Linked DNA regions of Homo sapiens: region 1 is linked to region 2. Evidence: chromatin contacts called from ENCODE Hi-C or POLR2A ChIA-PET data. All regions are on one chromosome and are shown on one strand. The core of a region is the stretch at or near the end of the contact, and the rest is flanking DNA. Distances in the headings are between cores, read along the strand shown. Region 1 has its middle 94 kb from the start of GPAT3. Region 2 overlaps GPAT3 (glycerol-3-phosphate acyltransferase 3).

Evidence for each region. Hi-C counts contacts between places; a loop is a spot of excess contacts on that map. ChIA-PET counts read pairs that join two places held with the same protein, here RNA polymerase II (POLR2A). Pooled maps may share reads with other maps.
Region 1: a map of K562 shows a loop between it and region 2 (2.7-fold over the local background). The contact joins two enhancer-like sites. A Hi-C loop is called at or near these places in 1 of 168 maps with a recorded cell type or tissue (K562), 1 of 37 single-sample maps with no recorded cell type and 7 of 50 pooled maps. POLR2A ChIA-PET finds 5 or more read pairs at or near these places in 2 of 52 experiments (AG04450 and GM12878).

What each region holds. Positions count from the first base shown.
Region 1 is chr4:83,628,541-83,631,615 of GRCh38, forward strand. No RefSeq gene overlaps it. Among named protein-coding and RNA genes, the nearest start is that of GPAT3, 94 kb to the left of the region's middle. RefSeq lists a cis regulatory region at 1,352-2,075 and an enhancer at 1,676-1,970. Within about 2 kb of position 1,756, at least 13 of the 41 ENCODE cell types and tissues checked have a DNase peak (open chromatin) inside an H3K27ac peak, as active enhancers do.
Region 2 is chr4:83,550,492-83,553,566 of GRCh38, forward strand. All of the region lies in intron 2 of GPAT3 (glycerol-3-phosphate acyltransferase 3), which reads left to right. Among named protein-coding and RNA genes, the nearest start is that of GPAT3, 16 kb to the left of the region's middle. RefSeq lists a silencer at 2,573-2,702. Within about 2 kb of position 1,685, at least 4 of the 41 ENCODE cell types and tissues checked have a DNase peak (open chromatin) inside an H3K27ac peak, as active enhancers do.

The DNA of each region.
Region 1 (3,075 bases), core at 506-3,005, 78 kb after region 2:
CAATTCTAGGCTCTCTACAAATGTATTTCCAAATCATTGATATTCCTATTTATCCCATGTCCTCTAGGTAGATGTGTATACTTGATATTTCTAAAACATCTTATGAGGCCTGGTGCCGTGGCTCATGCCTGTGATCCTAGCACTTTGGGAGGCCGGAGCGGGTGGATCACATGAGGTCAGGAGTTTGAGACCAGCCTGGCCAACATGGTAAAACTCCGACTCTACCAGAAATACAAAAATTAGCTGGGCATGGTGGTGTGCACGTGTAGTTCCAGCTACTCAGGAGGTTGAGGCAGGAGAATGGTTTGAACCTGGGAGGCGGAGGTTGTAGTGAGCTGAGATTGTACCGTTGTACTGCAGCCTGGGTGACAGAGCAAGACTCTGTCTCAAAAATAAATAAATAAATAAATAAAAAACGTCTTATGGCTGAGACTATTTACTCTCTCCAAATTCATTCTCTTCCTCTGTCTTAGTAACAGAACCCTACATTTATTCAAGATATTAGCATACCCAACTAGAAACTGTATTTTTCAGGCTCTGTTGCAACCAGGTATAGGAATGGGACTTAGTTCTTGTCAAAAGGACTTGAATCCAAGTCTTAAGTAGGACTTTTGGGAAGTATCTATAAAAAATATTTTTTCTTTTTAGCTGTCTGGTTTGGAAATGTGATGGTTGGAGCTCTAGTAGCCATCTTGGGCCTTCAGAATAGAGACCACACTCTAGGTTAGAGATCTGGAAGATGTCTTGATCCTCAGTGATTTTGTGGATTTGTATTATCAGCTTTGGCTTCAAAATTATTTGAGCCATCATTTGAACCTCATCCCGAATGATACACATGCTTCATGGAGGAGGTAGCATTGAGATGGTCCTTGAAGGAAGAATAGGATTTAGATGGTCAGGAAGAGTAGGGAAACATCATAGGCAAGGGGATAAAATAAAAATAAAAAACTATTAAATTTACAGAGTAGTTTACAGCTTATAGAGTGAATTCACATCCACTATTTTATTTGTTCCTCATAATAACTGGGTATGTTATATGCAAATATTATCTTCATTTTACAGATTAGAACTGTGGAGTCCAAAGATGGACAAACGATTAAATGGAAAGGACATTGGATTTGTAGTCAGAAAGTCTGGGTTTGAGTTTTTTATTGTGATGGGCAAACTTTAAGGTGGCCCCCATGATTCCTCTCCTGGTGTTTATGTTTTTATATAATCCTCTTCTCTTGCTTGTAGGCAGACCTGTGAATTACTTCTAATCAGTAGACTATAGCAAAGGTGAAGAGATGCTGCCCTTAAAATTTCATTATATTATATATCACTCCAGAGCCTCTTGCTCCCTCACCCCCTCTACCATCTCCGTTACTGATTTTGAAGAAGAAAGCTGTCATGAATCTTATAACTGCAAGGAACTTAATGTTGCCAAGAACCATTTGAGTGGGAAAATGGATTCTTCTCCAGGCAAGCCTTCAGATGAGAACTTAGCCCAGGCCAACACCTTGACTACAGCGTTGTGAGACTCTGAAGCAGAGAACCCAGCTAAACCGTGTCCAGACTCCTGGCTCAGACTGTGTGTTATTTTAAGTTACTTAGTTCATGGTAATTTGCTATGCAGAAATAGATAGCTAATAGACTATCTACTAGTTGTGCGGCCTTGAGTTAATAGCATAACTGCTTTGTCATGGCAGAGGTGATTAACTGTTCACCATAAAGTTATGCTTCCTCTTCCACAGAACAGCTTTATCACTGGGAAGCAGCCACCCAGCGATAGCCTACATTTCGCAATACCCCTCACATCTGGGTGGAGGCATTGACTGTTCTCACCAGTGAGATGTAAGTGAAAGTCATTTGGGTCACTTCCAGCATGAGGTTGTTAAAAAGTAGGTGTGCTTTCTCCAACCTCTCTGCCTGTCTGCCAGCTTGAGGCAGGAGACTCCAAGGCTGTAGGATCTGGTGGGGCCACAAGACAGAAGGAGCCAGGGCTCAATTACTTCGTGGAGGAAAACTGCACCCTGACCAGGAACACCCTCAGTACACAGTTACATGAGCAGGAAATAACCCTATTGTGTTAAGTGCTGACTGTTTTGTTTATTGTAGCAATTACTGTTTCCCTTATGTAGCATTAATTTTCTTATCTATCAAATGGGGATAAAGTTGTGACATAAATGAAACAATCTGTTTAAAACACATATCAAATTGTAAACTATTATCCTAATATGAGGTGTTAATAGTGTCTTCACAAAACCCCTGTGATGTAACTAGAGAAGTAATTATTCCTTCATTTTATAGGTGATAAAACTATATGAAATGGCTATGTGGCTGGTTTGAGGTCTCTAAATTAGTGACAGGGGTAGGACTATCTCTCTTGATTCCCTACCTAATATTCTTCCACATTTCCATGACATCACACAAGGGTTCAGGGGAGTGGAAGGTGTGCAGAGGAAGGGGGAGTTTCAGGAAGACACATTTCTTTAAACATGTGCAGATGAATACAGTGATTTCAAAGGTGTCCCTGTGGAGTTGAACCAAATGCCTCCTCTGCAGAGGCTGTATGTTTAGCTGTCAGTACATGGAAGAGAAGCATAGCTTCACCTTACATATGTTTTAGTTAAATTAGTAGATTAATGTATATTTACTTTGAGGTGATTGTTGAAATACCTTCCTTGTGTGTAATGGAATTTTCTCCTTTCGGCGATGCCAAAGACAGTTCATTTAGCTACATATGTTGTCAGTGAAATTTCCCACATGCTTCCATGAAACATTTGTCTTCTCCAGATGGCCTGTGTAAAGCCCAGTTGTTCTTCCAAATAAATTTATGGCTACAACAAATGTGTTATCTCTCTAGACTAGCTGAGAGTTCTTTTTTGGAAAAAGAAATAAATGATTTCCTACAATTCAAAGAGGGATAGATTTTTCAGTGTAAAGTGGTGTGAAACTCTGTTCTAAGGCTGAAATTTGGTAGGATCTGAGTTTTAAAAATTAATAGATAGAGTGTGTTGCTTTCATTCCCCTCCACCCATAAAATCTGTGTGGTTTTAAGTTCCCTTCATACAAGAATCCCAAACACAAGAATTC
Region 2 (3,075 bases), core at 435-2,934:
AACATTTGTCGAGATTTTGCCATGCTTGATTCATTTATCAACGCTCTCATTTTTTTGGTAAAGTTTTAAAATTTAGATACAAAATCTCATGTCTTTTAATGCATAAAGGACTTTTTCAAATAACCACAATGCTATTATCCCTTTAGCAAACAATAATTTCTTAATATCATCTAATATATTGTCCATATTTAGATTTCCCTAACAGTCTCAAAATGTCTTTATAATTGATTTGTTTGAAATGAATTTCAGTCATGGTTCACAAAAACATTTATTTTTTAATTTTTTGCAGTGCTTTAAGTTGGAAATATGAAAGTTTTTTGTGGGGGCAGGGGTGCAGTTTTATTTCTTGGAACAAAAATTACTTAATAGCAACTGATTCTGATAAAACTCACTAGAGTACTGTGCATTTTAATCTTTACATCTTAACATAGCTCTGTAGAAGGCAAAAGTTTGATTGTTAGGTTAGTCATCTGTATTTCTTTTACGTACAATATTATAAAAATTTAGTTCAATCACTTTGGAGAGCAATTTGGCAATACTTAGGAAAGTTAAAGACCAGAAAATTACACGACAACCCAACAATTCTATATCTCCTAAAATATCAAATGTACCCAGAGCCTCAGCATATATGTATTAGGTGACTTGTTACAAGTGTTTACAACCAGTGAAAATGTGGAGACAATCCATCAGGAGGAAAGTTAATATGTAAGCTGATTTATTTATACTGTACAGCAGTTAAACTGAATTAACTGGACTTACATGGAAAGAAAAAGGAGATGAATTTCAAACCATATTGAGAGAAAAGAAAATATATAGTATAATAACATTTATTTAAAATTTAGAATCACAAATAGATACTATACATTTATGTGAATATATAATATATGCATGGAAATTATATATACTATAGGGCAGTATATTGCGCCTGGCTGGGACAGGTTATCTTCAGGAGGGAGAGCAAGAGGTGGTGAGGAGGGGCTTTAACTGTATTTATAATTTTTTTTCTTTAAAATATACCTGGGCTGGGCGCAGTGGCTCATGCCTGTAATCCCAGCACTTTGGGAGGCTGAGGCGGGCGGATCACGAGGTCAAGAAATCGAGACCATCCTGGCCAACATGGTGAAACCCGGTCTCTACTAAAAATACGAAAATTAACTGGGCGTGGTGGTGCGCCCCTATAGTCTCAGCTACTCAGGAGGCTGAGGCAGGAGAATCGCTTGAACCTGGGAGGCAGAGGTTGTAGTGAGCCGAGATTGCACCACTGCACTCCAGCCTGGGAGACAGAGTGAGACTCCATCTCGGAAAAAAAAAAAAAAAAAAAAATCTATCTATCTATCTATCTATCTATCTATCTATCTGAAGCAAATATGACAATGAGTATTTTTTTTCTTGTTAAACTCATCTTTGGGGGGTTACATTTATATTGTAAACATAAAAAAGAGAAAACCCCAACCAAATAAAACATCAGTAGTCATTCAGCTAATGTTTATTCTGACAGTTAGAACTAGTTATATATGAATGGAAGATAGGTACCTTCTTGGGATGTGATTTGATGGTTATCTGCTCCAAAACACAGCTCCATTCAGCCTGACCAGTGCCTGGAATTTAAACTGAAACCTATGGAACAAAGGAGTTTTTAATAAAAATACATTACCTCTTAGAGCTGGCTTTCTCAACCTCAGCACTACTGATACTTTGGATTGGGTAATTCTTTGTCGTGGGCAACAGTCCTGTACAATGTGAGATGTTCAGCAGCATCTCTGGCCTCTACCCAGTAGATGACAGACAGTAGCACACTCCCATTCGTGACAACCAACAATGTGTGCAGACATTGCCAGTTGTCCCCTGGGGGCACTTCTCTCTCCTTCCCTCACCCCACCCCTGCTCATTTGTGAATCACTGCTCCTAGAGAAGAATGCATTAGTGTATTGGTCCCCACTATCGTTAGCATGATTTTAGTTTTCTAACAAATAGGCCCTTGAAGGAGCAGAATTTGATGCTACAGTTTTTGGTGGTTGATTTGGGAAGAATGGAATGACAAAGTAAGGCATAGGTGGGGGTGCTTAGATGAGCAGCAGGATTAGCAGATGGTGGAAGAGGAGGCAGGTTCCTTAAGGAAAGGTAGAAAGCAGACAAAGAAATCTTCCTTCAAACTTTGCCTCATAATCTAACGAGAATATACTGGTCTATTTTGGAGGGAGCTTTACTTAAAGTGGATTAGAGACTGGCATATAACTGTGCTTTATGGACTGAATGTCTATGTCCCCCCCTTCCCAAATTGATATGTTGATATGTTGATCCTAACACCCAAAGTGATGGTATTAGGAGGTGGGGCCTTTGGGAGGTAATTAAGTCATGAAGGTAGAGCCATAATGAGTGGGATTAGTGCCCTTATAAATACGGGCCCCAGGGAGTTGTCTAGCCCCTTCCATCATGTGAGGACACAGTGAGAAGATAGCCATCTGGAAATCGGAAAGAGAGCCCTCACCAGAACCTGACCCCACTGGCCCCCTGATCTTGGACTTCTAGCCTCCAGACCTGTGGGAAAATAAATTTCTGTTTTTTGTAAGCTACCCAGGCTATGGCACTCTGTTATAGCAGCCTGAAGTGACTAAGGCAGTGCTCTAAACCTCTGAAAGTAAATGACTTAGCATTTAACTTTGACCACTGATGAATGAGCAGGATGAAGTGGTTCTGGCAGGAAATGAGAAGGTAAAAGGTCAGATCAGAGTTATGGTCTTGTAACTGCATTGCGAAGTGATGGGTGTGAAGAGAGGGAATTAAGCCTTGAATCACAGAAAGGAAGGCTCCCATCTAAGGAAACTAGCTAGGACATTCATAAAATGTCTTGAATTATTTTTTAGATTGTTTTTCTTTTCGAATAGTAGTAACAACGTGGATAGTATTCCTATGCCTTACCTCTATTTTCAGTGAAACTAGTTAAAAAAAATGTAACTAAGCAGTTTTAAAATTTTCTGTCTCTAGCACTGACTGCTGAAGGTCTGGTTGGTGATTTAGCTGCATTAGTCCAAAACCCCTCAGCAGCTTGGAAGAGGGTACCTGCATCTCAGAGTT